Regions from separate parts of the Homo sapiens genome. Here region 2 is linked to region 1. The links are chromatin loops, found by intact Hi-C in ENCODE. Cell type or tissue: K562. All regions are shown on one strand. Links, peaks and the distances in the headings refer to the core of each region. The heading gives the core; the rest is flanking DNA. Region 1 holds the start of LOC105379173 (a long non-coding RNA gene). Region 2 overlaps MEIKIN (meiotic kinetochore factor).

Region 1 (16,971 bases), core at 4,583-12,582:
GCAGTCCTCCCTTAGCTCCTAGAGGCCTCCTGCAGTTCATGTCCCCATGTGCCTCCTCAACATGTGCACTTCATTAAGCCAAGGAGAGCCTAGAGCTAGTTTGCTAGCAAGATGGAGTCTTATACAGTGTAACATAATCGTGCAGCTACATTACACCACCTTTGCCATTTTCTATTGCTGTGAAGCAACTCACAGGTCTCAATCATAACCAAGGGGATGATACAGTAGAAAATGGCAAAGGGCATGACTACTAGGACACCAGGGTGGCAGACTGTATTTTTCAAAAACAGCCACAGCAATATTCTCTGACATGGTCTTCTAGAACCTTGTTACTTTTTATCAACAATTTCCTCTGCTTCCCTGTCACTGAACCTGGGTGACACACTGTGATACAGCTTGCCTGGCTCTCTCTTTTGCGATACTTGCCCTTGAAACTCAACCTCCATGATCTGAGGCAGGCCAAAACAGCCCATATGGAGAGATCACATGGAGAGGTTCACGTGGTCAGGAATAGAGGCCTCAAACAACAGCCAGCATTAACTCTCAGCTATGAGCTTTCAAATAATTCCTGTCCTGAGCCTGAATCTTTCAGCTAAGGCCTTAATCACTGTGGAGCACAGAAAAGCCAGCTTTTCTAAACCCTGTGCAAATTCCTGAACAATAAACAAGCATAATAAATGGTTGTTTCATGCCACTAAATTTTGGGTTGATTTGTTACACAGCCATAGTAATTGGGACATGTTAATAGAATAAAGGAGCAAGAACCCACAATTATTTCAATACATGCAGAAAAAGCATTTGATAGAGTCTGACATTTATTAATAATTAAAAAGTTCCAGCAAATTATAAATCGAAGGGAACTTTCTTAATCTGACAAAGAGTTAATACATAAAACTTACTGCACACAGTGTATTTATTGTTGACAGTTTTTCTCTATCATCACTTCTATTCATTATATTGGAAGTTCTGGGTAACTGAAAAAATAAAAGGCATAAGAATTAGAAAGGAAGAAATAGAACTGCCTTTAGCTGCAGATTACATGTCTATATAGAAAATCTGAGATTATTATTATTATTAGGATTCAGTGAGTTTGGTAAGACTGTTGGACACTGGAACAACATTAAAAAATCAATTTTATTTCTATTTGACAAAAAATAATCAAAGTCTGGGCACAGTGGCTCGTAAGTGTAATCCCAACACTTTGGAAAGCCAAGGCAGGAGAATCACTTGAGCCTAGGAGTTCAAGACCAGCTTGGGCAAAATTAGTAGACCCCGTCTCTACAAAAACATTAAAAAATTAGCTGGGTCCATGTGGTGTGCACTTGTAGTCCCTTCTACCTTGGAGGAGGTCGAGGCTATAGTCAGCTGTGATTGCACCACTGCACTCCAGCCTGGGCAACAGAGCAAGAAACCATCTCTTAAAAGAGAGAATAATTAACAACTGAAAATTTAGAAGCTACTATTTATAATAGCATCAAACATACTGCTTAAAAATAAATCTTACATAAAAAGTATGAAACTCTTAAACCAAAACAATAAAACAGAGCAATAGAAAATCTAAGTGGAGAAATATACTACATTCATAGATCAGAAGACTAAATTTCAAGATGTTACTCTCCTTCAAAATGATATATAGATTCAAGAAAATCACAATGAAAATTGCAATTGTATGCATATGTGTAAGTGTACTTGTGTGTAAGTTGGTAAGCTGGTTCTAAAATTTTTTGGAAATACAATGATACAAGACATCAAAAAAGGAGAACAGGGTTAGAGAACTTTCTCATTAAGATATTGATATGTGTAATACTAGAGTAATTAAGAGTGTGGTATTGGAAAATGGAGAAATAAACAGGCTAATGAAACAGAATACAGACCCCAGAAATAAACTCAAGTATACTGGACACTCAAGTATATATGGACACTTGATTTACAGCAAAGATGGCAGTGAAGTGCACTAGACAAAATGTCTTTTCAATAAATGGTGCAGGAACAATCTGTAGGTAGAGGAATGAAACCTGACTCCTACCTCATACTACACATAAACATCTATTCCAGATCTGTTTTAGAGCTAAATTTAAAAGGCAAAACATTTAAAATGTAACACAGAATATAATCATGAACTTAGAGTAAGGACTTCTTAAGCAGAACACAAAGGCTGGGTGCAGTGGCTCACGCCTGTAATTCCAACACTTTGGGAGGCTGAGGTGGGTGGATTACTTGAGGTCAGGAGTTTGAGACTAGCCTGGCCAACATGGTGAAACCCTGTCTCTACTAAAAATACAAAAATTAGACGGGAGTGGTGGTGGACATCTATAAATCCAGCTACTCGGGAAGCTGAGGCAGGAGAATCACTTGAACCCAGGAGGCAGAGGCTGCAGTGAGCTGAGATGGCGCCACTGCACTCTAGCCTAGGCTACAGAACAAGGCTCCATTTCAAAAAAAAAAAAGTCAGTAGAAAATGATTTAATAAAAACCCTGCAACACAAAAAGCACTAACTATAAAGGAAAAGAATAATACATTTCTCTAGTTTAAAGTTAAGAACTTCTCAAGAGACACCATTAAGTGTATGACAAAGCAAGTCAGAGAGGGACAAGCTATTTGCCACAGGTATAGCTGACAAAGGAGTCAGATCCAGAATATATAAAGAACACCTCGAAATCGATTTAGAAAAGAATACTTACAAAGGCATTTCATAAAAGAGGAAATGGCCTATAGTAATATGAAAAAGGTGCTCAACCCCACTAATAACTAGGGAAATGCAAACTAAAACCACAATACCATTACATACCAACCAAAATGGCCAAAGTGAAAGAAGAACGCTGAAAATACCAACTGGTCAGAACAGATGAGAACTTGCCAGGGAGTCTTTGTAATACACAGTTGTTCAATATATATTGTTAGACTTCTGATTTTTTTTTTTTAGTGCATATTTTGTACAGGTATGTTTTTCATTCCCATTCAGAGTTGGACCATTTGTATTTTCTGGTAGGTTTCTCTTGTGGTCCCTGAAAAAATCCAATGCTTACTGAGTATTGCAAATCCTATGCCCACATTTACAAACAATATACATATTAGAGTATTGCTAATACCATACTATCATTCACTGTTATCCAAAGATTATCCAACTAGAACCTAAAATTCTATGACATTTCCTGGTTTGGAAATGCTTCAATTTTGTCAAATATTTCACTATTGGCTGCAGAAACATCTGCAATGACGACTAAGAAATTACCTTGCTCTCTCTTTAAAAGGAGACTTCCAAGAGTCATATTGTAGCGTGGCGCCACCTGGTGGTTCCACTGTATCCAACGTATTTTTTTTCTTCTACCATCTCTTCCCCCTTTCAGCCCTTTTCTTGTTTCTCCTCTTCCCAGGTTCATCTGCCACTACATTCCACATTAGACAGCAGCACAGTTAACACTTCGCCATGGCCAATTCCGAACCTATGCAGAGTTTTACAGAATGAGATAAAGCACTTCTCTGTATGTTTATTAGATAATTTTTTCTTTTATGAAGTGCTTCATTAAGGTTTTTGCCCATTTTTCTATTGGGTGTTCCTTTTCTTTGGTATACAGAAGTACTTTACATACCTGGACACCTGTCCTTTGACGGTTATATGAATTAATATATTTCCCAACTCTACAGGCTTTTTGTTTTTGTAAATGGTGTTTTTTGGTGAATGCATTCTAGTATAGTCAAATATATCAATCACTTCATTTAGAGTTACATTTTCTTTTACCTTATTTAAGGAATCCTGGCCAGGCGCCTGTAATCCCAGCACTTTGGGAGGCCGAAGTGGGCAGACCACTTGAGGTCAGGAGTTCAAGAACAGCCTGGCCAACACGGTCAAACCCTGTCGCTACTAAAAAAAATACATACAAAAATCAGTCGGGCGCAGTGGTGCGCACCTGTAATCCCAAGCTGCTTGGGAGGCTGAGGCAGGAGAATCGCTTGAACCTGGAAGGCGGAGGTTGCAGTGAGCCAAGACAGTGCCACTGCACTCCAGCTTGGGTGACAGAGTGAGACTCTGTCTCAAAAAAAAAAAAAAAGAAAAAGAAAAAAGAAATCCTTATTACTTCTGAAATTTTGTTATACAACTTTGTTATTTCTTCTGTAAGTGTTTGGTAGAACTTACCAGTAAAGTCATCCAAGACTGAAGTTTTCTCTGTGGAAAAGCTTTTAAAGAGGATTTAATTTCTTTAATAGAGGACTATGAAGTTTTCCATCTTGTTATAGTTTTGTTAAGCTGTGTTTTCTATGAATTTGTATATTTCATGTACATTTTACTTACTCAAAGTGTCTTAATATCTCTCTAATTTCTTTGTAATTATAGTAATTCTGGCTGAGGTGGGTGGGTCACAAGGTCAGGAGATCAAGACCATCCTGGCTAACACGGTGAAACTCTGTCTCTACTAAAAATACAAAAAGTTAGCCGGGTGTGGTAGCATGCGCCTGTAGTCCCAATTACTCAGGAGGCTGAGGCAGGAGAATTGCTTGAACCTGGGAGGCAGAGGTTGCAGTGAGCCAAGATCACGCAACTGCACTCCAGCCTGGGTGAGAGAGCGAGACTCCTTCTCAAAAAAAAAAAAAAAAAAAAAAAAAAAAAAAAAAAAAAAATATATATATATATATACACACACACACACATATATGTACATAAATATATATTTATATATACGTATATATACATGTATATATACGTATACATATACACATATATATGTATACGTATATATACATGTATATATACGTATATATAAATATATATTTTATATATAAATAAAAAATATATTTTATTTATATATACACATATATAAGTATACATAAATAAAAAATATATATAAATTAAAAAATATATATATATAAATAAAATAATTCTTTGGTTGGGTACAGTGGCTCATGCCTGTAACGCCAGCACTTGGGGAGGCCAAGGTGGGAGGATTGCTTGAGCTCAGGAATTCAAGACCAGCCCAGGGAATATAGTGATATCTCATTTCTCTTTAAAAAAATAAAATAAATAAGTAGCCGGGCACACCTGTAATCTCAGCTACTCAGAAGACCGAGGTGGGAGATCACTTGAGGTTGAGGCTGCAATGAGCTATGACTGTACCACTGCACCCCAGCCTGGGCAACAGAACAAGATCCTGTCCCCACCCCCGCCCACCAAATAATAATTCTTTTCCATCTCCAACACTGGTTAGTTCTGCCATTTTTTCCCTTGATCATTTTCACCAAGGGTTTACCAATTATTTTTTCAAAAAGCAATTCTCGTGCCTCAGCCTCCCGAGTAGCTGGGACTACAGACACTCGCCACCACGCCTGGGTAATCATATCCAAAAGGTTCTGATATTCTTATTTTCATTTCAATTCGGTTCAAAATACTTTCCATTTTCCACTGGATTTGGAGCTACATTTCTTCCAAATTTCATAATTTTTATTTAGTTCTTCTGTAATCAGACTGCCTTCTCTATATGATTTAAGCCCTCTGAAATTTATTAGTAAGTTTCTTTATGGCCTAACATTTATTCAACTTTGATAAATGATCCATGTTCATCTGTAAATAACATATATTTTGCAGTTATTGATACAGTGTTCTATACAGGCCCATTAGATTAAGTTTGTTCACTATGTTGTTCCAATCACTATTTCCTTACTGATTTGGTGGGAAGGGGTGTGTGTGTGTGTGTGTGTGTGTGTGTGTGTGTGTGTGTGTGTGTGCTTCTATCATTTCCTGAGACAGCTGTGTTAAAATCTTATATATAGACTTCTACTTTTGGTCAAGATGGAATACCTGTCACTCTATCCTCCTGCCTGAAGCAACTAAAAAACTGAACAACGTAGGTAAAACAATGTCACTTAAGACACGGGCCATCAGGCACTGAAGAACAGTAACTGCTGACCGAACATGAAACAAAAGAGGTAAGCCCTGCCGCTGCCCCAGAATTTATTTCCTGAACAACATTTCTAGGCCATAATGCAAGGGAGGGGAAACCCAGACCAGAGTCCACCAATTTTTCCAGATTTTAAGAGACAGAGGCAAGAGTCAGGGAGGCTAAAGGGCTACAGTTCAATCTTTCATAAACTCTCCCAAGAATAGACAAAGAGGAAACAACTTCCAGCTCTTTCCACGAGGACATTTTTACATTAACACCAAAATCTGACAAGGGTATGAAAAGAAAGGAAAATTATACACCACCTCTCTCTTGAATACAGATGCTAAAATTCTAAATGAAATATTGCAGCCGGGCGCAGTGGCTCACTCCTGTAATCTCAGCACTTTAGGAGGCTGAGGTGGGCGGATCACGAGGTCAGGAGATCGAGACCATCCGGGCGAACGCGGTGAAATCCTGTCTCTACTAAAAACACAAAAAAATTAGCTGGGCGTGGTGGCAGGAGCCTGTAGTCCCAGCTACTCGGGAGGCTGAGGCAGGAGAATGGTGTGAACCCAGGAGGCGGAGCTTGCAGTGAGCCAAGATCACGCCACTGCACTCCAGCCTGGGCAACAGAGCGAGACTCTGTCTCAAATGAAAAAAAAAAAAAAGAAAGAAATATTGCAAAATAAATCCAGAGATACACAGAAATAACATGACTAAGTAGGAAGTTTATTCTAACAAAACGAATGGTGAGGTAGGAGGGCAGGAGTAGACACGGAGGAATTAACACTATGAAATATATTATTAATTCACTAGACTAACAGGTAAGAGAAAAATAATTTGATCATCTCAATAAATTCAAGAAAAGCATTTGACATAATTCAACAGCATATACTTTCTTAGCAAGGTATAAATAAAACTTCCTTAAACTCATAAATACCACCAAAATCCTACAGCAATCACTATGCTCAACGGTGACATCCGAATGCGTTCTCGCTGAGATCAGGAACAAAGAAAGGAATTCCATTCTGACCACTTTTTGAGACAGGGTCTCACTCTGTCACCCAGGCTGGAATGCAGTAGTGTGATCAAAGCTCACCTCCTAGGCTCAAGTGATCCTTCTACCAACTAAGCCTTTTAAGTAGCTGGGACCACAGCTGTGCACTGGCACACCCAGCTAATTTTTTGTAGAGATGGGGTTTCACCATGTTGTCCAGGATGGTCTCGAACTCCCGGGCTCAAGCAATCCTCCCACCTCGGCCTCCCAAGGTGCTGGGATTACAGGTGTGAGCCACTGGATCTGGCCCACTCTGACCACTTCTATTCAACACTATACTGGGCATTTTGGCCAGTGCAGTAAGACAAGAAAAGAAACCAGCACTTTGGGAGGCCGAGGCGGGCGGATCACGAGGTCAGGAGATCGAGACCACCCTGGCTAACACGGTGAAACTCTGTCTCTACTTAAAAAAAAAAAAATACGAAAAATTAGCCAGGCGCAGTGGTGGGTGCCTGTAGTCCCAGCTACTCGGGAGGCTGAGGCAGGAGAATGGCGTGAACCTGGGAGGCAGAGCTTGCAGTGAGCCGAGATAGCACCACGCAGTCCGGCCTGGGCAAAAGAGCGAGACTCCGTCTCAATAACAACAACAACAACAACAACAAAAGACAAGAAAAGAAAATACAAAATGACTAGAAATAAATAAGTTATTATGAACAGATATGAGTATGCAGAAAATTCCAAGAGAATCCACAAATTGTTAGCATTAATAAATGAACTGAGCAAGAGAGCTAGATATAAGGTCATTATAAAAATCAATAGTTCAATACTGTAGCAACAAATAGTAAACAATTACAGACCTGAATAGACTTCACAAAATGGTCCAAATGGTCAATAAGTATTTGAAAAGATGCCTAGCATTATTAGTCACTATTAAAATTTAAACCACAAGATACCAGTATATACTTACCAGAATGTCTGAAATGAGAAAAATAATAGGCTGACCAGGCTTCTCCAGAGGCACCTTCTGGGAGAGCCAGTTCTTCTCTTCGTCTATCAAGTGCTTCTTGGGGGTGGAAGAAGTTAAAGGAAGTGTATTTCTGGACCAACACATCCTTAACTGCAGGGACTGGATTTCTGACATCAGACATATATAGTAACTTGCATTTGTTTCCTAGAGTTGCTGTAACAGATTACAACAAATCGGGTGGCTTTAAGACAACAGAAATTCATCATCTCACCATTTTGGAGGCCAGAAATCCAAAATCAAGATGTTGGCAAGGCACCATTTCCTCTAGAGGCTCTAGGAGAGAATACCTTCCTTGTCTCTTCTAGCTCCTGGAAGCTGTCAACATTACTCGACTTGTGGCTACATCCCTCTCTGCCATCTTCATGTTGCCTTCTTCTGGTATCTTCCTTTGTTTCTCTTACAAGGGCACTTGTGATGGCATTCAGGCCCCACTCATAATCTCATCTCTAAAATGCTTAATTACATCTGCAGAGACCCTTTTTCCAAATAAAGTAATATTTACAAGTTCTCCAGGGATTAGAGCTTGATATTTTGGGGTAGCCGTTTTTCAATTATACTTATTTTCTACTTAAAAAAAATTTCATTTCACCAGTGCCATCTGATACAAATATAAATATGTGTATTTTTTCTTTTCTTTTTTTTTTTTTTTGAGACAGTTTTGCTCGCTGCCCAGGCTGGAGTGCAATGGTGCAGTCTTGGCTCACTGCAACCTCCGCCTCCTGAGTTCAAGAGATTCTCCTACCTCAGCCTCCAAAGTAGCTGGGATTACACGACCCCGCCACCATGCCCCGCTAGTTTTTGTATTTTTAGTAGAAACGGGGTTTCACCATGTTGGCCAGGCTGGTCCTGAACTCCTGACCTCGTGATCCGCCTGCCTCGGCCTCCCAAAGTGCTGGGATAACAGGCGTGAGCCACCATGCCCGGTGAAGAAATATATTTTCTAAATAAAGAAACTAGTGAGACTGTGGAGAGATGGTCAGGGGGACAGAATGGCCTGGGAAAACCTGGTGAAGAGGGGGTGAACTGGAAGAAGGTAGAAGTCTTAGCTATAATGGGAGTAACATTCTCTGGGTACCGAGGGAAAACTGTGAGGAGATTTTAAAAAAGGAGCTAAAGTAGAATTTCCTTCTACTTTGCCAGGGTCCTGGGATCTAATCCCATAAAAGTGGCTGTATTTACATATACTGCCCAAAAGAGGGGGCAATAGGCATGCTTTCGTAGACCCAGCTGGCTGCCCATTTGAAATCTATTCTTTCCTTCTTCACTGAAGAGTCCTAAATTTGTTAGGAACATCAATTGCTCAGATAAAATAGATAATTTCCAAGGCACCCTTGGAGCTACCAGTCATGCAACAGAGGTCTAACTAATGGGATGTAAGTACAAACATGCAAGTGGAGCTTCTGGAAACTACTGTTTTGTTCTCTTTGCGTAGAAAGAGACACATATTTGCACCTTTTCCTTACCTAAGCCTATCCTTTTCACCCCTACTTTTGCCATCCTTGACAGCATCGTGGAGGAGTTACAGTATCAGCCCCGGACAGTTTTGTCTGTAGACTTTTCTACTGTAAGAAGAAAAAGAAACAGACAACAATAACAAAAAGACAAGCCCCAATTGAGTTTAAGCCACTGTTAACTTGGTATGCCATCAAACACAATTTTTTAAACCTAAACAATAGCTATGGTGTTTCACAGATTTGACATAACCAACAACAAATGGACCACTCCAATTTTTCTGGATAGTTAAAAAATAAGGCCTTCACACCAACACAGGTCCCAGACTGGCACTCTCGAATGACTAAGTTTGTAATTATTTCATCAGTTCCATACATTTATAATTAAGTACAGAGAAGATTAATGTAGATTCTTTATTGATTCCACCAATGTATTAGTAGATATGATAATAATAAATGGTATTTTTACATTCTCTTAACCAAAAATATAACAAATATTTACACTCAGTAAAAATACAAAAAGCATACAGAGGCACTGTCTTTCTAAAAGACATAAGTTTAAGAGGTATCAAAAAATAGGAGACAAACATTGCTTGTTACAGGATACCTTACAATCAATGAATTGTGCAGTAGAATTGCTATCTGATTATTACAGATGTGCAGTTTTGTTTCTGTCTTTTGCTGATTAGCTTACATGTCTCAATTTTAAAAGATCAAGTTCAACTGCATTCTGTGTATCAAAAATAAAGAAGCATTAAAAATGCACAACAAAAGTCAAAGATGAACCAGGATTCAAGTTTAAATTTGAACATGTACTGTGACACTTTTGACACTTTTCTGAAGATTTATCCCGTTTTTCTAGCCTTTAAGGTAATGCTGAAGGAATACATATACTTTAATATCACCTTTTTTAGAAACTTAAAATTGAATCAAAATAATCAGTTTTAAGGAAGCTTTTTCTCCTCCTTCCTTTTTTGTAGAGGAAAGAACACTTGATAAAAATTAGATTTGTTCTTAAAAACACCCATGATTACCATCACATTTTCAGCCTGGGAGAGATTCTCAAGGAGGTGATATAGATCGCAATGATGTGATTTATCACCCTCAAGAAAATTCACTAAAGGCTTTTTCTCCCCAAAGATCATATTGAAAGTAATCATTTGGAGTAAATTAGAATTATTAACTTTAATAAGCTTTTATGGAATCATGTACTGGATTTACTAATTCTCAAAATCTTTCACTATAAAGATATTTTGTTGAAACTTACTATTTGGCAAAAGTTTGCACTGAGCGTTAACTGCTTCAACAGTCTTGGCAGATTGAGAGTTGTGGCAGGAAGAGAGGGCACTAGTCTCTTCATTAAGATTATAAATTTATAAAACAAAAACAAATGGAGATCTGGAATTGGAGTAAATGCAGCTTAAGACTTCTCTTGTTCTAGTCATATGACAAACTAAGAGAAGGCAGGAATGTACCCTTAGTTAAAATATAAAAATCAAAACCTCATGATTTTTTAAGGGATACATACATAACAAACTACAAAGCATTTGGCTTTGGCTCCTGATCAATGTGATCAGCTGATCTGAACACTCACAGTTAAAGCTAGATAGATAAAACAAAGGCAGCTGTAAGGTGCAAGTCCAAAACCATAGGCCTCAACACTCTGTGCAAGATATTTACACTATTAAGGACAAAGACAGGTAAGGCTTCCATTTGGTTTGAAAGACCTGCTAAATAAAGACATTATGAAAACAGCACATTTTTCTGGGGAAATGAATATAAAATGGTGAGAGTAGACATCTGAATTTGATAAAAAAAGTGGGTATAGCAAAAATATATTTCACATTGTTTTGCTGTGGCCATGAAAACAAAATTATGCAAATCAGTGAAGGAAAAAATGTATAATCATAGGACCACTGTTTATAGGCCAAATCACTGAAGTGTAACTTTCAAACTAGGATTTTTGGTTCAGGTTATTTCCCATTTCAAAGGACCAAGAAAGCTATGGAACCACCAAGCCTCATTCTATCATACCTGCGATTAATTTCTAAGGCTTAAGTTTCAGATTAATGTTTCTTTACCACAGGAATTTTTGAAATGCTATTATTCCTAAAATAAAGAGACAATCATGTTGATGGGAAAGATGAACTACTACCATTTACCACTTACAACTGATTCATGATTTTAAAATGAAGGGGGATATGCAGGAAGACAGACAGCAGAGACAGCTAGGGAAAGACAACACATTTCTATAAAGGAGGCCACAAACCAACTAAATCCTATGTGGACACATACGGACAGCCATTCAGAAGTAAACCCCTTTTGGCTCCAAGTTGATCTGGGTAGTGCACGTTAATGGCTTTGGCTTTTTTTTTTTTTTTTTTTTTGGTAATTACAGAAGTTTATTAAAATTTCACTTGCTTTTACATTAAAAAAACTGAAAAAATTAAACTTAATATATATAAAATATATTTAATTTGCAAAAATGTGAAAAATCTGCCTCATCCAGTAAACAGTCACTGAAATTTTAATTAAGAGTGCCATACCCATGAGGCTGGAAAAGTATGTCCTCTCAAGGGCTAAAAACTGAGAACCAAGAGACAATCATTTCTGTAACTCCAGCTCCTCTTTCTCCCACAAAATGTTACTGCAGCCAGCTGAGAGCTGCAGGGTATGTCAGGTCAGACACAACCTGGTGCTATGAGATGTGGGGGAGGCATGCTGCAGAACACTGCATAAAGTCAAATTCGTCTTCATTATTACAACACCCATGATAAGAATTTCTTTAAAAAAAGTATTCCATACTTGAGTTATGAGAGATTTTAGTTTTGGGTTTCTATAGACCAGAACTCTCTAGAACCCAGTCTCTATTTGTTGGATCTATACTTTCAGTTACAATTCGATGCAGCATAACTTTCACTTAAGGAAGAATTTGTATACATGTCATTTAACATCAAAATTTCATTCTGTGGAAATTAGGGTTCCCACCCTCCTCCCCAAACTACTCCCTCCCATTTCCCAAAGGACTGACAAGAAACCCTGTGGCAGCTTCATTTGGCCTTCCACACCATGACCAGCAGGTTCCTAACACCTCAACTGCAAAGGGCTTCCTATTTCTCTCAAACTGAGACCTACATTGCATTGGTGCTACAGATCAAGTCACATCTCTGTGTAGATCAAGCATATCACCTCTGTAAAGATGACTTCTGTTTGGTCAGACCAGAGACAATTTTATGACCTCAAACATGAATATCAGCTAACAAGAGCTCTCAAATACAAACAAAACCACAACAATTCAAATAATAAGTTATTTTTCAAATATACAAGAATATCCTTGGTATTGGCAGACAATTTCAATTTGTCCTTCAGCCCAAGCTATGGCTTGGAAATAATAATGCCATTATCTTTAAAATAGCTTGTTAAAGAAAAATCTATAGCAATATACACAAGGATCACTCTGAGTTTACATTTTTTCTGTAACTGTGGTCCCAAGGCAGTTCCGGCGTGCAAAGTGGAGACTGGTATCCAGGCATAGCATCCATTGCTCAGGAAACTATTTATCTGCAGAAATTAAATGAAAGGAAGCATAACTCAGGTCTATTTCATTGCTCGGAGTAGAGGGAATAAAACCTCTGGACTGGTTGTAGCAATGAGCTGTTCGTTAGCAATGGCCTGCAGAATCATGAGGTGGTTCTTGCCCATTCCTCCACGACTTTCAGTGGTTTTCAAATAGGTCATCCAAAGGCTAGACTGCTGAAACTTGTTCATTTTCTGAAAATAAAAAATATATAATTAACTGGCAGATCAGCATATTAATGAGATCCTAATAATCTAGTTATCTATTTAGAAAATCAATGTCAACAAAGAAATCCTCTCAAACATTGCATCGAGGCCCAGATTTTATTATAATAATACCTATGATTTCTGATCACATTGAAGGTTGACAATAAACTGGAATTTCATGGTTTTTAATCATTTTATTACTCTTGTTTAAAAGCATAAATTTTCATTTATTTTCAATAAAACAATCATTTCTCAAACTATTGGCACAGGTACAAAGTCAGTCAAGACTTTTGCTAATAAAAGGAACTATATCAATAGAATCATTTCAGATAATTTGGCATTTGAAACACAGTTTCAAGTTTCCATGCATTAAGGTAAAATACAATTCCATTAATGTTAAAAGTATCCCATTAGATTGAGCCACTGTTTCATCAAAGATAAGAATATTCCATTTGAGCCACAGGGTACTAGGCACACAGAAATAGGCAGCTTGCCCATTTCATTTAAAAAATACACCATCAGTGCGGGGTACAGTGGCTCACACCCATAACCCCAACTTTGTGGGAGACTGAGGCTGGCAGATTGCTTGAGTCCAGGAGTTCAAGACCAGCCTGGGCAACATGGTAAAATGCTGTCTCAAATACAAAAAATTAGCTGGGTGTGGTGGTGTGTGCCTGTAGTCCCACCTACTTGGGAGGCTGAGGAGGGAGAATTACCTGAGACCAGGAAGTTGAGGCTGCAGTGAGCCACGATCATGCCACTGCACTCCAGCCTGAGTGACACAGCAAGACCTTGTCTCAACAAACAAACAACCCACACCATTGGCTGGGTGTGGTGGCTCACACCTATAATCCCAACACTTTCGGAGGCTGGGGTGGGAGGACTGCTTCAGGCCAGGAGTTCAAAACCAGCCTGGTCAATATAGTGAGACCCTGTCTCTACAAAGGAAAAATTTAACAATGAGCCAGGCATGCTGGTGTGCACCTGTAGTCCCAGCTACTTGGGAGGCTGAGTTGGGAGGACTGCTTGAGCCCAGGAGTCTGAGGCTGTAGTGAGTCATTATTGTGCCACTGCACTCTAAGCTTGGGCAACAGAGTTAGACCCTATCTTGAAAAATAAAACAAAACCAAAACACTCCCCCATACTATATTTAGGAACTTTTTTTTTTTTTTTGGAGACAGAGTTTTGTTCTTGTTGTCCAGGCTGGAGTGCAATGGTGCGATCTTGGCTCACTGCAATCTCTGCCTCCCAGGTTCAAGCAATTCTCCTGCCTCAGCCTCCCGAGTAGCTGGGATTACAGGCATGCGCCATAATGCCTGGCTGATTTTGTATTTTTTTAGTAGAGACGGGGTTTCTCCATGTTGGACAGGCTGGTCAGGAACTCCCGACCTCAGGTGATTCGCCCGCCTCAGCCTCCCAAAGTGCTGGGATTACAGGTGTGAGCCACTGCACCCTGCCGGCAGGAACTTCTTACTTTTTAACAGAGATTCAAGGCATTTAAAGAAACAATTACTAATTACCATAAAATACCAAAGTAAAGACCATTTAATGTGTTCAGCAATTCATTTAAGAGCCTTTAAGAGAGCTTGTCAACATACCATCTGCTTCGCTATCTGCATCAGTCACATCTCCTAGTTTAGGATGGAATGGCTGCAAATTATGCCTCTGAGGCTGAGTTACAATCTTCGATGGAACACAGGCCACGAGGTTGCTACTGAGAGAAGCTGGTGGCAGTCTAGAGAGGCTGTTATGCATCATCTTTGACCTCTGCACTGCCACACTATAATCTGGAGGTTTTAGGTGTGTGTGGGGTCCTTCCTTTAGGTCCGCTAAAGAAATCCCCAAATATCCTGGAGGAGTGGGAGGTGGCTCCCTATACCTATCGTCCTTCTTGGGTGAGGTGACACAGTACACTGGCATGAAAAATAAGCAATGAAAATGTTAATGAAAAAGAAATGGAAAAAAAAAGAAACCACCCCACAAACTTATTACAATGACAAAATACAACTTAAAAATAGACAAAATGAATAAACTTGAATGATGGCAGATCAAAAACATTTTTTAAAAGTTTAATAAACAAACCTCTTTTTAAAATACATAAACAACTATATTAAGTCCTGTAAACATTAAATAGAACGAGAGAGTTGAAGGAGATGACACTGATGACAAGCTTCCTTCTGCAATTCAGCCCCCATATCACAGAAGTACATGACAACTCCTGAAGTCACACCAGCCCTAAAGATATCAGAAACATTTAAAAGTTCACCCTACACACCGATTCTCTGTAAACTGGGAGACTTTACATAGAAATGACATTTGGGCCATCTGTTTAAGGGCTGTTTCACCTTCTCTCTGAGACATGAACCAATGTTTTCTGGCACTCCTGGGCAGATTAGTTCTCAGTCCTAGCATATAAACTTTAACTTTGCTGGTACGGAGGAACTAATTCCTTCAAGAACTTTACTTCTGGCCAGGTGCGGTGGTTCACGCCTGTAATCCCAGCACTTTGGAGGCCGAAGTGGGTGGATCACCTGAGGTGAGAAGTTTGAGACCAGCCTGGCCAACATGAAGCCCCATCTCTACTAAAAATAAAAAAATTAGCTGGGCATGGTGGCAGGCACCTGTAATCCCAGCTACTTGGGAGGCTGAGAGAGGAGAATTGCTTGAACCTGGCAGGCGAAGGTTGCAGTGAGCCGAGGTCATGCCACTGCACTCCAGCCTGGGCAATACAGCAAGAGTCCATCTCAAAAAAAAAAAAAAAAGTTGGAAAAAAATGAATGAGCTAAAAACCCAACCTATAATGCAATTTGACAAGTAACTATAAAATCAGCACATTTCACCTTCACATTTTTAGTAGTTAAATGCGACACCATGACTGTTGCATAAATTTAACAGTTGATTATGATATTAATTCAAAGTAGAGTCATTCCATATAAGTAGAAAAGCAGTTTTATATCCACGTATTTATATAGTTTAGGAAAGAAATTTTTAAAAAGTATTTGATGGCCAAATACTAAAAAAAAAAGTTTACTAAGAAAGCTTGGAATGGAATTCACAAACAGGAGTTGGCACACTCATGATGTACACCAAGAGAGTATACTGAAAAATGTTCTGGACTTCCTGATTGCATTTTCTCTCACTGTTACGACCTAAAATCAATAGCAGATTCAATGTTTCTACCACGTATGCATACCAATTGTGGTCCAAACAATTTATGAGGTGATAAAGAGAATAATCCCTTTACTACTATTGCACACTAATGCGATGATATTCCTCAATAAAACCAAAAAGAACTTAAAAACAAAAGACAAACAAACTTGTCCCTCTAATTAAATACCTTCACATCAGACTTTTCATTTTAATGGGGTTGAATAGCTGCTCCAAAGTCTTTGAGAAACCATGAATTTTTGGGAAATAACTTGTTTGTTTGTGAAGGAAAGAAAGGTTGTTAGAGAATGAATTTTTGCGACGATAAAATCCAGGGCCAAGATATCCCAATGCCATTTTTTGACTACTTAATCTCTAAATGCCACAGACAACAAAAACACAACTTACCAATCAAGCCCTTTTCTGTACTTGAAGTGACAGTTTTATAAACTGGGTCAGTGGCATCCTTGGGGTCCAAGCCTTCAGATGACTCAGCTGGGGTGCTCTCCAATACTCTCTGTTTAACTGTCCCATAGTTTGGTTCATACGTGTCAGACAGAGAACTGGAGGAGGTCCAACTCTTTCTCTCTAGGCTTCCTTTACACTGCCCACAAGTTCTAGAGCAGCTTTTAGAACAGGAATAGGGCTCAGAGTCAGTGGGTTCAACTTCAGCAATGGGGTCATCCAAATGG
Region 2 (16,204 bases), core at 223-8,222, 380 kb after region 1:
GGGAGGCATCAGCTTCTAGACAGAATTTATTTTTATTTATTTTTTTTGAGACAGAGTCTCACTCTGTCTCCCAGGCTGGAGTACAGTGGCACGATCTTGGCTCACTGCAAGCTCTGCCTCCCAGGTTAACACCATTCTCCTGCCTCAGCCTCCCCAGTAGCTGGGACTACAGGCGCCCACCACCATGCCTAGCTAATTTTTTTTTTTTTTTTTGTATTTTTAGTAGAGATGGAGTTTCACTGTGTTAGCCAGGATGGTCTCGATCTCCTGACCTCGTGATCCGCCCACCTCTGCCTCCCAAAGTGCCAGGATTACAGGCGTGAGCCACCGCGCCCGGCTGACAGAATTTAAAATAATGGAATGGATGACTTTACGTGAAGGGAGTGTATATATAAAAAAGAGGGTTCAGAACTAAGACCCAAAGAGGATAACACTTACAGGTCTGGAAGAGAAAGATCCAACATAGAAGAATGAGAAGGAGCAGCAGTAAGACAAGAGAAGAAAATGTCTCTAAAAAGAAATGAGTCAACTGTGTTGAATGATGCTGAAAATTCAAGTGTTCATTAGATTTGTCAATATGGGTATCTTCACAAGAACAGTTTCAATGGAGTAATGTGAGTGAAAGCCTGAAGCAGTTTCCAAAAGATAAAGGGGGCAAAATGGAAGTGGTAAAGCAAATGCAGACAACTCCTCTTTTTTTGCTGAGATGGGGAGCAGAGAGGAGATGGAAAGGGACAATTGGTTTTCTTTTGTTTTAAGATGGAAGATAGTAGAGAATTTTGTATGCAACAGAAACAACCTAATAGGGATGGTGAAAATAAGCACCTACTATGTTCCAAGTGCTAGGAATACAATATGAACAAGATGGGTACAGGCCCTGCCCTTAAGAAACTAAATAACAAAAAAGCTATTACAGATTGTCATAAGTTATTTCAGGGAATCAAACTTTTCCTTCAAATATAAATTGGCTTGAAATCCTCATCTTGAATTCTATTATAAGTGCACAAAACTATGACAAAAATTATTTCAAAAAATATTTTCCAAACATTTAATATGCTTAATATGTATCTGTGCTAGAATCGAGCAATACAATAAAGAACAAGACATAGTTTCTGCATCAAGGACCTTACAGTCTAGGGAGAAAAAAACAATTGACAGGCTGGGTGCAGTGGCTCACGCTTGTTAATCCCAACACTTTGGGAGGTCAAGGCAGGTGGATCACTTGAGGTCAGGAGTTGAAGACGTGCCTGGCCAACATGGCAAAACCCTTGTCTGTACTAAAAATACAAAAATTAGCCAGGCATGATGGTGCACAGCTACCAGCAGTAGTAGTCCAAGCTACTACTCAGGAGATTGAGGCAAGAGAATCGCTTTAACCCAGGAGGCGGAGGTTGCAGTGATCCGAGATTGTGCCACTGCACTCCAGCCTGGGTGACAAAGAGCAAGGCTCTGTCACAAAAAATACAAAATAAAAATAAAAAATGGACAGGCAATTATAGTACATTTTGATAAATGCTATGATGCGGGAAACTCTAGAAAGATTTTGATTGAGTCCATTAGTCAGGATGTTCTACATTGCACATGATAGAAAACCCAAACAAAACTAGCGTAAGCAAAGAATGAAATTGATTAGCTCTCATAACTGGATCTAGTGTAGATGAACAGTTCAGGCACAGCTTTATCCAAGGACTGCATCAATGGTATCGAGAATTCAGTTTCTTCTTCTCATCTCTAATTTCTCTGTGCAGACTCTATTCCAGGCAGTGTTTCCAAACATGGACATAAGCTGGCTGCCAGCAGCTTCCAGGATATATCCTTTCAGATGAAAGTCCAAGAGAAAAAGAAAAGTCTGTCCCAGCATTCCAAGAAAAAAACTCTGATATTTAATCCCAATAGGATCATTTTAGGCATTGGACCCATCACTGAACCAATTACTGTGCCAGAGTTGAGAAGGCTAACATGCATTGGCTTATGCCATTAAAGGCCTACCCCTGGAACTATGGGTGGGATCAATCCCACCTAAACCATATGGCTGAGAAATGTAAAATCCACTTAGGATAAAGTTAGAAAGGCAATGGATAGATGCAGGGGAAGTCACCACACATGTCCACTACCAATATCCATAACAGAGACAAAAACTTGGGGTCAGCTGCACAGAGATGGTAACTAAGCCATGAGTATATGAGATCACCCAGTGCAAGTGTTGCATGAGAAGATGCCCCAGAACAGAACCCCAGGAAACACCAAAACTTAAAGATTGGGCAGAAAAAAAGGAGCCTTTGTAAGAAATGGAAAAGAGTGAGCTAAAGATGAGATGAAAGCCTGGAGGGTAATGTTTCAGAGAAGTCATTCTTTTCTGGAGGCTTTTAGGAAGAAAGTACTAGTCTATAACATCATTAGCTGGAAGAAGTTGGGTAAGATGAGAACTGAAAAATACCCCTTAGATTAGCATCAAGGAGGTTGCTGGGAGCCTTAAGGGGAACAATGTCAGCGGAGAAACAAAGCTAAGGCCAAATTATGTGTGTTTGGGTATGTTTAGGAAGGGTGAAAGGTGAGGGGTCTGTGACAAAGTAGAAAGCACGCTCTTTAGGAAACATGAATACAAACGGATGAAGAATGATAGGCTAGCTAGAAAAACATATGGAGTCAAGGTAGGATTTAACATGTAAGATGATGAAACATTTTAAAATTCTGGTTAGAAAATAAGAGTAGAGCAGGAGAGGTTGAAGATAACTTATCTGGAAAGTTTGGGCATCACACCTTTATATAAACATATATGCTATATACACAACATAAAAGGCTATTCATTACTGAACAAACCATGATGAATGATATCTTGGAGAGGTGGGAAAAAAAGTTCTAGTTAAAAATGGAAATGACATCAACTTTCATGTACTTTTTTTTTTTTTTTTTTTGAGATAGGGTCTTGCTCTGTCACCCAGGCAGGAGTGCAGTGGCACGACCATGGCTCACTGCAGCCCTGCCTCCTGGGCTCAAGCAATTTTCCTACCTCAGACTCCCGAGTAGCTGAGACTACAGGCAAGCACCACCACTCCCAGCTAATTTTTGTACTTTTTTTGTAGAGATGGAGTCTCCCTACGTTGCCCAACCTGGTCTCAAACTCCTGGGCTCAAGTGATCTGCTTGCTTCAGCCTCCCAAAGTGCTGGGATTATAGGCATGAGCCACTGTGCCTGGCTCTTTCATGCACTTTTAACTGAACTTTTGAGGTACTTATGACCTGAGATTTGTTTTTAATGAGATAAAATTTTAAGATATAATTTTAAATGCTTAAAAATAAAGTTTAGTTACATGCTGAAGTAAAAAGGTTGTTTCATTAACCTTTTTTAGATCGCAGACTACACTGAAAATAGATAAAAACTATGAATCCCTCATCCCAGAAAGAGATGAATTCCTTTTTTCATATTCTTCCAGGGAGATTCACTGAAAGACCTCTGAGGCCTGGAACAGATGTAAAGATTACGCATACAACCTTTTCCAAGGACTTGCCAATAGGATTCCTCTTTGGACTTCTCATGTCACCAGCCAGCAGGCTTCTTCTGCTTTACTTTTTTTTTTTTTTTTTTCTTTGAGACAGAGTCTTGCTCTGTCACCCAGGCTGGAGTGCAGTGGCGTGGTCTCGGCTCACTGCCAGCTCTGCCTCCCGGGTTCATGCCATTCTCTCGCCTCAGCCTCCCAAGTAGCGGGGACTACAGGTGCCCGCCACCATGCCTGGCTAATTTTTGGTATTTTTAGTAGAGGCGGGGTTTCACCGTGTTAGCCAGGATGGTCTCAATCTCCTGACCTCGTGATCCGCCTGCCTCGGCCTCCCAAAGTGCTGGGATTACAGGGGTGAGCCACCGCACCCAGCCATTCCTTGCTCTTAATCATAATTGAAGTTGTTATATCCTCCACTCCTAAGCCTTGAATGCCAATGCCAATTCCAATTCCTTCCTCCCTCTGACCTTTCCTTGTGCTGCAGTCTATAAAACAAAAACATTGAATGTGCCTTTTCTGGGGAGAAGGAAAAAAATATTATATTCAAATACTCCTGCCCCGTATCTTGGCTCCATCACTTCCTAAATTACATAGCCCTGGCCAAACATTTACCTCTCAGAGCTACCTATATTTTCTTCATCAGCAATGTGAAACCATCAAATGTTTATTTCTTCCACCCCACCAGGCCCAATCCAAGAATCAAGTATCTTTCCTTCTCACAGGAACCTATCACCTGATTAGAAACTAGCAAATAATTCATTCTCATTCTCTCACATCCCACTTGAAATATAAACTGCTTGAAGGCAGAGAAGAGGGCTTCTATTTCATTCCTTACTTCCCCACTGCTTATCACATTTCTTCTTTTAAAACCACCACAAGAGTTGCTGACTTAGTTGAGTATTAATTTAGAATACAGGTCTAAATTTTATGCTAGTCTCCATCGTTAACGTTCTCATCTATGTTTCTTCACAACTTTTCCATATTTCATCTTCAGATGAAATCACAAAATCACAAATAGCTTTGTTAGTGGCTTAAAGCCTTGTCAAATCATTATAAGAGTACCTTCATAGGGATGCCTTGTTAAAAATAAATACTATACAGATTATTTAACTGCAAAATAACTCATAGATGTTACAATCTTTCTTAATCCTGAAGTTTTGAAAATTTGACTCTTATGAATGTATAATATTAGTAAAGCCCTTTAGCATCAAGGACTAATCAAGTTAAAATCTCTCCAAGTTATACAACTGGACTCTGTTCACTGTACAGGATCATTGCTTTTTAAGAAGGGAATTGTTGAGATACTGCAAGTTATATTACCAAATTTTTAAAAATCCTACAGATAGTATTAGCTAAAGAAGGTTTTTTGGGGGGGGATAAGGTAATGTATTAAATAGTGTAGGACTGATTATACATATTATACATTCCCTACTTCAGCAAACCTTGAGTATAGAGTTTCTTTCAGTCAGACCTGAAATTAGGTCTCTCACTCATGTGGTTTCAATTAAGTTCTGTTATAAATAGCTCATAATATAAGCATTTTCATTTTTAGCACTTCAATAACTTCACTACTTTTTTGTTTTGTTGTTTGTTTTTGTTTTTCTCTACATTGCTTTAGAGAAAGATTTACTACTTTTAATCGTACTAGCGATAAACTTTGAAGAAAAAAAAACAATCAAAGGAAGTTACATTGTACCCTGGCATTGTCTTTCTTTTTTCCTTCTCAGACCTCTCAGGGATGAAGCCTCTTTATAAATAGCTAAAACCATCTATTTTAGTTTACAGTCTTCTAATACCAATGATTTGGTTCTTTATCTTTTAATATAAATACATATATTTAAGAAGCATATGGAATAATTTTTTTTCTTAACTGATTAAAAGTAAATGACAAGAACCTCAGTAGAATTTCAACATAGAGATATATCACAAATAACTGGAGAATTTTTAATTTTTAATTTCATATAATTTCAGGCAGACATTCTGCTTTATAGACTTTGACTTCACACTCCTGTCTTCAAAGTGGTGAAAATTCAGCCACAGCTGTTTTTTCATGCCATTTTTATTATGATATCTGGAGAAAAAAAAATAACAATAGATTACTTTGTATACAAGCAGGTGTCCAATACTTACTAATAACCAGTCTGCAGGGGAGAGAGCACTTAATGCCCAGGTCACTCTAGTTTCAGCCCATCAAGCCTTAGGAAACAAATCCAGAGGCCATTTAAAAAAAAAAAGGAATATTTGGCTCATCCCTTCTAGGACATGCTGAGGACATGTTCTCTTTGGAGAAGCAAGGAGATCTGCTCAATAACATTCTGGTGGAAAGCCCAGCAAAAATTGCTGTCAGTGGCCATCACAGAGCCTTTAACCCCAGCCTTGTAACCTGGAGCACTTGATCCAGTTGTGCTTTTCATGACCCTGTCCTCAGCCACCACCCAGGAAGTCGCCTCTCATATTCTCTTGCCCATCCTTCCTTTGCATTTTCCTAACCTTTATTACAGTTGAACCCAGGTTCCATCCCGAAGACAGGATTGATTCTGGGGCCTTTGCCCCCACATCTTGTGCCAAGAGATCCAGAGTGGAACCAGCTTTACCTAGTTAACACTGCCACTTTCATACTATCATATACCTCATCCTCTGGCCAAATCAGCCGATATCAATGGCTCTGAAATTTTGTTGCATCTAAAACTACCTAGGATTTTAAAATCCTGATATCTAGGCCATCTTCCATACCAATTAGATAAGGGACCCACATATCAGACAACCAGGAAGGTATGATGTGCAGCTAAGCTGAGAACCAGACACCTGTATCTTTGCTATTCAAAGTGGGGTCCATGGACCAGTTATGTCAGCATCACCTAAAAGGTTGTGAGAAATGTAGAATCAGCAGTCCCATTCTAAAAGTACTAAATCAAAGTCTCCATTTTAACAAGATCCTCAAGCAATTCACAAGTACATTAAAGTCTGGGAAGTGCTGGCTATACCTACTACTCTCTACTCCTCCCTGTTTACTGACCTCAGACACTGCTCGCTCATTAAAGACTTTGCAAAATGGTTCACAGTCATCCTCTCCACATGAACTTCTGGGTAACTTCCCAAATGGGTAATCAGCCCACCCAACTATCTTATCTCACCTACCCTTCAAATTCTCAGTCTTCAAATACACATCCAAGGCCATGACCTATATTCTCCCTCACCATCACCTACAGTGCATCATTTCTGATGCTTTACAATACTAGAGACCCAAAAGTCATCTCTAACTACCATTCTTTCTTACTACGCTGCACCAGTACCTATGTTAGTCACTAAGCCCTGTCAATTATACCAATAAAAAATTTCTAGTTTAAACTGGTTCTCCTAAATCCTACAAAAATCCTAAATCAGATCCCTGAGGCGATTACTTGGGAATCTGCATTATTTATAAGTTCCTCTGGTGGCCTGAGCACCACATTTTGAGATACACTAGCTCAGATACTTATTTTTTCAACTTTGCTCACTGGAACTTTTGCAAAACTCCCACTTGGCCTTTTTGTTTCTAGGGTCATTTCTTTTTCTCAAATCACCCCTATACTTCCTGTGAGAATGAGCAAGTAAAAAGTAAATTTGGGCCAAGTGTGGTGTCTCATGCTTGTAATCCCAGCACTCTGGGAGGCCAAGGTGAGCAGATTGCTTGAGCCCAGGAGTACGAGATCAGCCTGGGCATCATGGTGAAACCCAGTCTCTACAAAATACATAAAGATTAGGTAGGCATGGTAGCACCTGCCTGTAGTCCTAGCTACGTGGCAGAATCGCTGGAGCCTGGAAGGTCGAGGCTACAGTGAGCTGTGATCACACCACTGCACTCCAGCATGGGCGACAGAGCAACACTCTGTCTCAAACAAACAAAAACAAAAACACATATATACCTCTATTGGGCTTGTTTTACATATCTGACTTCCTCTATGAGACTATAAACTTTATAAAGACAACTATGTCTTTATCTCAATATCACCAGCAACTATTTCTAGCATATGATATCCAGACTCAATAAATGTTTGCTGAATGAGTGAACCAAATAACTGGAGAACTTCATCTTTTCATTCTATAACCATATGACACTAAAACAACAGACTTAAAAGGCCTCCACGATGGCAAACTAGTTGGATTTCTTTATCCCCAAGGCACTGGCTGGCATACTTCATCTCTTTATTTTCACTAGAACAATGGTTCTGTGTCAAAGACTATACACACTTACCTGACATATTCTTTACATGAGGTGGCATAACCCAATTTACCATCAATGACGCTAACCAGTCAGCATATTTTAGGCTTTTTGCAATTTGATAAAAACCAAAGAACAGGCTGGGTGCGGTGGCTCACGCCTGTAATCCCAGCACTTTGGGAGGCTGAGGCAGGTGGATCACGAGGTCAGGAGATCAAGACATTCCTGGACAACAGATGAAACCCTGTCTCTACTAAAAATACAAAAATTAGCTGGGCGTGGTGGTACGTGCCTGTAATCCCAGCTACTCGGGAGGCTGAGGCAGGAGAATCGCCTGAACCAGGGAGTCGGAGGTTGCAGTGAGCTGCCACTGCACTCCAGCCTGGCAACAGAGTGAGACTCTGTCTCAAAAAACAAGCAAACAAACGAACAAAAAAAAAAAAACAAACAAAACCAAAGAACAGTTTTCAAAAGGGAGATGAAGAAAGCTAAACTTGAGAAATTAACCTAACCTATAGAAACAAATAATTATTGCATAATGAGTGATTATTATATGTCACACTCTTTACAAAGATTATCTCTAGTCCTCACAACAATTCTTTGAGGTAAGAACTACTATTTTACCAATTTTACAGATAGGAGGCTAAAATTCAGAAAGTTTAAGGAATGTGCTTATGTAACAGTTAGGATTTGAACTTAGGGATGTCCTATTCTTAAGTGATTTGTACTACCATCTTTCGGATACTCGAATAAATATGTTTCCACTTCATTTGTCATATATCTGTGTGATACTTCTGCCTGCTATTATTATCTAGAAAATCAAATTTCTCACTAAAGATAACATATGCATCCAGTTAAAGGCCGTGATTCTACAGTACTAGACTGAGATATGAATTCATAACACATAATTTATCGTCTCTTCTGGAGCTCAAAATAGAATAAAAAAAAATCTTAAAATTTACTATAAGGATAGCTGCAGGTTTTGTCTGATTAGCCAAAAGGTATTATTAGACTTCTCTAACACCTCAAAGTTAAAAGTGTCCTCTCTTGGGTTCCTACAGTGTCTTGTTCTAGTTCTGATTCTACAAGTAATAAGCTCTGTGCATTTGGGCAAGTCACTTAACCTGGCCAGGTCATTTTTGTTATATGTAAGATGAGTAAAATAGACTAATGAAATGGTTCTCAAATGTTTGTGCTTACTGGAATCACTTTCAAAATGCAGGTTCCTGTGCCATCTCTAGAGACTGAAGTTTACCAGGTCTGTAGTTATTCTGGTGAGGTAGTCAGAAGGACCATGCATTGAGAAAGCTTAGACTAGATGTTTTCTACAGCCTCCTTTATCTGGCTGTCACTATTCCAACGACTTACCCACACCACCTCCTCTATCACATCTCTTTGGTTCACTTTCACCATTGTTTTTTATTTAATCAGCATAGTGCCAGTTATTAATGAACAAAAATCATACTGATCACAGTCCTAGACTGAAATTCAAAAGTGAATTTCACCCTGTAGTCCTGATTAGATTACTGCCAAAATAGCTAAAACTTTAAATGCCAGGACTAAAAATAGGCTGCTGCATGTTTAAAATAACATGATCACTAGTTAGCTTGGTGCTTTGCTATTTTTACTAAAGGAAAGAGAGAAGTGGCCAGAGGTTGAAAGGGAAACAGGAGGCAGCTGTTACGGTGAGAGCCTAGAAAGAGGCCAGGAGATGGCACCGTTAGTTCATTAGTTCAACATTAATGGGGAGGGGAATTAAGGGCAGTTATCTCTGTAAATTAAACTAAAAAACTTCAGTCTGAACACTCAAAAGAACCTCCCAGACACACTTTGGTTTTGATTTGTTGCATACTTAAGTCCAGAATTTTAACAATATCTAACGTCAGAAACTAATATGACAGGCCAAAAAGATCAAATTAAGAGTGTTGCTAGTGTTATTTGTAAACTTTTTCTTTTCTTTTTTTTTTTTTTAATTTTTTATTTTTGAGACGGAGTCTCACTCTGTCATCCAGGCTGGTATGCAGTGGTGCAATCTCGGCTCACTGCAACCTCTGCCTCCTGGCACCTGCAACCATGCCCAGCTAATTTTTGTATTTTTAGTAGAGACAGGGTTTCGCCATGTTGGCTAGGCTGTTCTCGAACTCCTGACCTCAGGTAATCCGCCCACCTCGGCCTCCCAACGTGCTGGGATTACAGGCATGAGCCATCATGCCTAGCCAACTTCTTCTTTTTTTTTTTGAGATGCAGTCTCACTCTCGCCCAGGCTGGAGTGCAGTGGCACGATCTCGGCTCACTGCCAGCTCTGCCTCCCGGGTTCATGCCATCCTCCTGCCTCAGCCTCCTGAATAGCTGGGCCTACAGGTGCCCATCACCACGCCCAGCTAATTTTTTGTAGTTTTAGTAGAGATGGGGTTTCACCGTGTTAGCCAGGATGGTCTCGATCTCCTGACCCGCCTGGGCCTCCCAAAGTGCTCGGATTACAGGCCTAAGCCACTGCGCCCAGCCCGGCCAACTTCTTCTTAAAGTATAACAAATACACAGAAATGTACACATATGTACAGCTTGATAGGTTTTCACAAACACAACATACCTGTGTAAACAGCACTGACATAAGGAAACACAACATTATCGGCACCCTAGAATTCCCCCTTGTAATCCCTTCCAAGTAATGCCCCCACTCCAACAAGGGCATCCACTATCGTGATTTCCATTATAGTTTAGTTTTGCCAAGTTTTATACTGTATGTAGATAATATTAAATATACTCTACTGGGTCTGGCACCCTTTGTTAAACGCATCATTATGTTTGTAATTTTGTATATAACATGTAATATGTAACAGTTGCATATAACTTTATATTGTTGATTTTCACTGCTATATAGCACTTGAATGAATGAATATACCATAGTTGATCCATTTTACTTAATGGGCATTTGGATAGTTTCCAGCTTGAGGCTATCATGAACACTGATGCTATTAATATTCTAGTAGATATTTTTTGGTGACACATATATACATTACAGTTGGGTATATTCCTACAATGAAATTGGTAGGTCTCCAAAGGCCTTCCACCTTTGTAATTTCCAGGGGTCAAGTAGTATGAGGGACATCCCTATTAAGGCGAAGAATTAGGTATTGCATCTGGCACCTCCTATAACCAAAAGGCAGACACAATGCCTAGTCAGCTTTTTTGGATGTTGGAGTTAACATATTTCTCATTTAGGTGTGCCACTCCAGCCCACTCACTGAGTGACCTAAAAAGCTGCTAGATTTGAAGGGAGGCCCAGAACAAGAGAATCATCTGCAATAGGTCGAGGTTGCTGTGGAGCTGCTCTGAAAATTGTGCCAAATGATCCAGCAGATCCAACGGTGCTTGTAGTGTTAGTGGCAGATAGAAACGCTGCTTGGAGCCTTTGGCAGGTCCCTGCAGGTGACTCCCAGGGTGAACCTTTAGGATTTTGGAGTGAAGTCCTTCCATCCTCAGTGGAAAACTACTCTTTTGAGAAACAGCTTTTGGCTTATTGCCAAATTTTAGTAGCAACTAAGCACTTAATCATAGGCCATCAAGTTACCATGTGACCCACACTGCCTATCATGAACTATGTGCTGTCTGACCTACCAAGTCATAAATTTGGTGTTAATGGCAGCACTCCATTATCAAATGGAAGTGGTTTATGTAAAATTGAGCTTGAGCAGGCCCTGAAGTCATAAGTAAGTAACATGAGGAAGTGACCCAAATGTCCATGGCCCCCACCCTGGCTACATTACCTTTTTTCTCACTGCCTGCTCTGAAGATGACATGAGGAGTTCTCTACAATCAGTTGACTGAGGAAGAGAAAACTCATATTTGATTTACAAATGGTTCTCTATGATATGCAGGTACTGCCTTAAAGTCGACAGTTAGAGCACCTACAATTTCTTTCTGGGACATCCCTAAAGGAAATTGGTGAAGATAAGTCCTCCCAGTGGGCAGAACTGAGAGGAGTGCACCCGGTTGTGTGCTTTGTTGAAAGGAGAAATAACCAGATATTTAACTATATTCTTTTTTTTTTTTTTTGAGACAGAGTCTTGCTTTGTCACCCAGGCTGGAGTGCAGTGGCATGATCTTGGCTCACTGAAAGCTCCGCCTCCCGGGTTCACGCCATTCTCCTGCCTCAGCCTCCTGAGTAGCTGGGACTACAGGCACCCGCCACCATGCCCGGCTAATTTTTTTGTATTTTTAGTAGAGACGGGGTTTCACTGTGTTAGCCAGGACGGTCTCGATCTCCTGATCTCATGATCCGCCCGCCTCAGCCTCCCGAAGTACTGGGATTACAGGCTTGAGCCACCGTGCCCAGCCGATCTTTAACTGTATTCTAGAGTGGTAGCCAATGATTTGGCTGTATGGTCAGGGACTTGGAAAGAACATTGTATTAGTCAGGGTTCTCTGAAGGACAGAACTAATACAATATATATACATAAAAGGGAGTTTATTAAGGAGTATTAACTCACATGATCGCAGAGTCCCACAATAGGCCATCTGCAAGCTCAGGAGCAAGGAAGCCAGTCCGAGTCCCAAAGCTGAAAAACTTGGAGTTCGATGTTAGAGGGCAGGAAGCATCCAGCATCAGAGAAAGATGTAGGTTGGGAGGCTAAACCAGTCTAATCTTTTCACATTCTTCTGCTTGCTTTTATTCTGGCATGCTGGTAGCTGATTAGATAGATGATGCCCACCAAATTGAGGGTGAGTCTGCCTCTCCCAGTCCACTGACTCAAATGTTAATCTCCTTTGGCAATACCCTCACAGACACACACAGGAACAATACTTTGCATCCTTTAATTCAATCAAGTTGACACTCAGTAATCCATCACAAGTGGACTGAAAAATTTGAAAGGAGGCATTGGACAGATCTTTTTTTTTTTTTTTTGAGACAGGATCTCACTCTATTGCTCAGGCTGCAGTGCAGTGGCGTGATTACAGCTTACTGCAGCTTCCACCTCCTCGGGCTCAGGTGATCCTCCCACCTCAGCCTCCCAAGTAGCTGGAACTACAGGAGTGCACCACCACACCTGGCTAATTTCTGTATTTTTTTGAAGAGATGGTTTCACAATGTTGCCCAGGCTGGTCTCAAACTCTTGGGCTCAAGCGATCCACTCGCCTCAACCTCCCAAAGCGGTGGGATTACAGGCATGAGCCATCACACCCACCCAGGACAGACCTCTCTCAATGGGAAAAAAAAGAAAAGAAGAAAAGAAAAGAAGGATGTATGCCATAAAATTCTCACCAAAGGTGATCTTAGCAGAGGAGGATTTTAATAATGAAGTGAATATAGGATAATCAAGTCTGTGGAAACCAGTCAGTCTCTATTCCAGCCACCTCTGTCAGAACAGGGCTGGGGAAAGAGGCTAACTGGTATCCTCTTTGTTCATGGCTCATGAACAAAGTGGCCACAGTGGCAAGAATGGAGGTCATACATAGGCTCAGCAATATGGATTTCCACTATCCAAGGCCAACCTGGATGCCACTGCTGAGGGCCCAACCAGTCAGCAGCAGACAACAACACTGACTCCAAGTATGGCACTATTCCTCTGGGTGCTCAGTCAGCTTTGTAGTTGATTACATTGAACTACTTCCATCATGGAAGGGGTAGCATTTTGTTCTTACTAGAACAGACCCTCGATACAGATTTGCCTTCCTCATACAAAATTCTGCCAAAATTGTCATCCATGGTCTCATGGAATGCTTTACCCATTGTCATATTCCATACAACATTGCTTCTGATCAAGGAACTCACGTCACAGCAAAAGAATTTCAGTATGAGTCATTGCTCCTGGAATTCACTGGTCTATGTTCCTTATCATGCTAAAGAAGCTGGCCTAATAGGATGATGGGATGGCCTTTTGAAGATTCAGTTATAGCACCAGCTAGGTGGCAATAACTTGCAGGGAGGGCAGAGTTCTCCAGAGGGCTATATATATGCTCTGAATCAGCATCCAATAAATGGTACTTTTTTTCCCTCCATAGCCAGGAATCAAGGGGTAGAAACAAAAGTGGCACCATGCATTATTAACCCTGGTGACCCACTAGCAAAATTTATTCTTCCTGTTCTCATAATTTTATGCCCCACTGGCTTAGAGGTCTTAGTTCCAAAGGGAGAAATTCCTCCACAGGAGACTAATTCTATTAAACTGGAAGTTAAGACTGCCCCCAGTCACTTTGGAGTCAATAGGCTAAGAAGCGACTTACGGTGTTGACTGGGGCGACTGATCCGGACTACCAAGGAGAATCTGAACTACTACTCCACAATGGTGGTAAGGAAGAATATGTCTGGAACACAGGAGATCTCTTAGGGTATCTGTTAATTTTATCATACCCTGTGATTAACGTTAATGGAAAACTACAACAACCCAATCCATGCAGGACTGCTAATGGCCCAGACCCATCAGAAATAAAGTTTGTGTCACCCACCAGGTAAAGAACCATGACCATCTGAAGTGCCTGCTGAAGGCAGAAGGAATATGGCATGGGTAATAGAAGAAGGTGGTTATAAATACCTGTTACGATCACCTGATTAGTTAGGCAAGTATCTTTGTTTTCTTCTCTCTCTTATCCCTTTATCATATGATGTACAATGTATTAATAATAGTTAACTTTATATCACAGTTTTTAAGTTACAGGATAGCAAGAAGAAGGGTGAACATTGCCCGAAACTTTGTATCCTCTTCTGGGGAAAGGGTTAGCACATTTTCAGTTTTATGCAGGAGAGTTGTAGCATGTTAGGCAAAAGTATGACTTTATTATTGTCTTTATCTGGAGATTAAATTATGGTTTAAGGAGATGCAAATGGATGCATAGTTGATAAGGAATGCGCTGTGATGGTTAGTTGTGTGTGACAACTTGCCTAGGATATATTACACAATTATTCAGTTCAATACTAATCTAAGCGTTGCTGTGAAGGTATTTTGTAGATGTGGTTAATATCTACAATAAACTTTATATAAACTTCAAGGAGATTATCCCTGATAATATAGGTAGGCCTCATTCAATCAGTTGAAAGGCCTTAAGAGCAAAACTGAAGTTTATCTGAACAAAAAGAAATCTATCTGTAGACTGCATCATTGGCTCCTGCCCAAGAGTTTCCAGCCTGCCATACAGTTTGCAAACTTGCCCAGCTATACTTCTACAGCTCCATAACTGTATAAGTCAATTCCTTGTTTTATTCTCTCCGGAATGGTAATTTGCATACGTTAGGCCTTATTCTATCCTCTATAACTTTCAACCTCTCTTTAATGTTTTCCATATATATAAAATTGGCTTTTTCTTTTGTAGGATCCTGACAAATACAGGATCTTGCTATTCCCTACCACTATGCTGATGTTATCAGAGATAGAGATAGAAAGAAGTCAATTATGTGCTTTCTCCTTGAAAACTTCATAACCTAAGGAATATGAAATATGAAAAGTCAGCACTGTAAATTAGGTTGGGTAGCAATATATTATTGTGATGGTCAATTTTAGATATCAATTTGGCTGGAATAAGGGATACTCAGAAAGCTGGTAAAGCATTATTTCTGAGTAGATCTGTTTCTGTGAGGATGTTTCCAGAAGAGACTGGCATTTGAATCAGTGGACTGAATAAAGAAAATCTGCCCTCACCCAAAGTGGTCAGGCACCATCCAACTGGTTGAGGACCAGAATAGAAAAGGCGGAGGAAAGGCAGATTTACTCTCTCTTCTGGAGCGAGGACATCCATTTTCTCTTGTCCTTGGACCTTAGAACTCCAGGTTCCTTAGCCTATGGATTCTGGGAGTTGCATAAACACTCCCCAAGTTCTAAGTCCCTTGGACTTGGACTTAGTGATGCCACTGGCTTCTCTGGTTCTCCAGCTGGCAGATGGCATATCATGGAACTTTTCAGCCTCCATAACCACATTAGCCAATTTTCATTAAAAATCCCCCTCACTGGCCGGGCACGGTGGCTCACGCCTGTAATCCCAACACTTTGAGAGGCCAAGGCAGGCAGATCACAAGGTCACGAGATCGAGACCATCCTGGCTAACACGATGAAACCCCATCTCTACTGAAAATACAAAAAAAAAAATTAGCCGGGCGTGGTGGCGGGTGCCTGTAGTCCCAGCTACTCGGGAGGCTGAGGCTGGAATATGGTGTGAACCTGGGAGACGGAGCTTGCAGTGAACTGAGATTGCGCCACTGCACTCCAGCCTGGGTGACAGAGCGAGAATCTGTCAAAAAAAAAAAAAATCCCCTCTCATATATCTCTATCTCCTTTAGGTTCTGTTTTTCTGGAGAACCCTGACAAATACAATTATTAAGTATCAAATGAGTAGCACTGAATTGAGTATTCAAGGAACTTATAAAAAAGGGATCTCTATAGACTTAGAGAATGCTCAGGGCAGGTACTGTGGAGGAAATAAGTACAAGAATTAAGAGTGGACATCTTGGTTGAATTGAAGCTGTACATATCTAACTAAATTTCAATTGCTTCATTGGCTATTTACTCATAAAAATT

The links. Hi-C counts contacts between places; a loop is a spot of excess contacts. Peaks named below come from ENCODE experiments on the same cell type or tissue, not always from the same donor. Only the 100,000 strongest peaks of a DNase experiment are listed, where the experiment ranks them.
Region 2: it touches region 1 in a loop (2.5-fold over the local background); 6 of 110 quality-filtered maps call a loop at or near these places.

Annotation. Positions count from the first base shown.
Region 1 is chr5:131,414,172-131,431,142 of GRCh38, forward strand. It overlaps RAPGEF6 (Rap guanine nucleotide exchange factor 6), which reads right to left. Exons shown (of 28, transcript NM_016340.6): 26 at 16,688-16,971; 27 at 14,731-15,045; 28 at 9,750-13,120. The coding sequence ends at 13,095. It overlaps LOC105379173 (a long non-coding RNA gene), which reads right to left and starts at 8,531. Exons shown (of 3, transcript XR_007058929.1): 1 at 7,839-8,531; 2 at 900-3,006. In K562, for the core only: a CTCF peak has its summit at 9,106; no DNase peak of the experiment used is centred there.
Region 2 is chr5:131,801,692-131,817,895 of GRCh38, forward strand. It overlaps MEIKIN (meiotic kinetochore factor), which reads right to left. Exons shown (of 13, transcript NM_001303622.2): 13 at 5,299-5,567. The coding sequence ends at 5,545. Among named protein-coding and RNA genes, the nearest start is that of FNIP1, 13 kb to the left of the region's middle. In K562, for the core only: no CTCF peak of the experiment used is centred there; no DNase peak of the experiment used is centred there.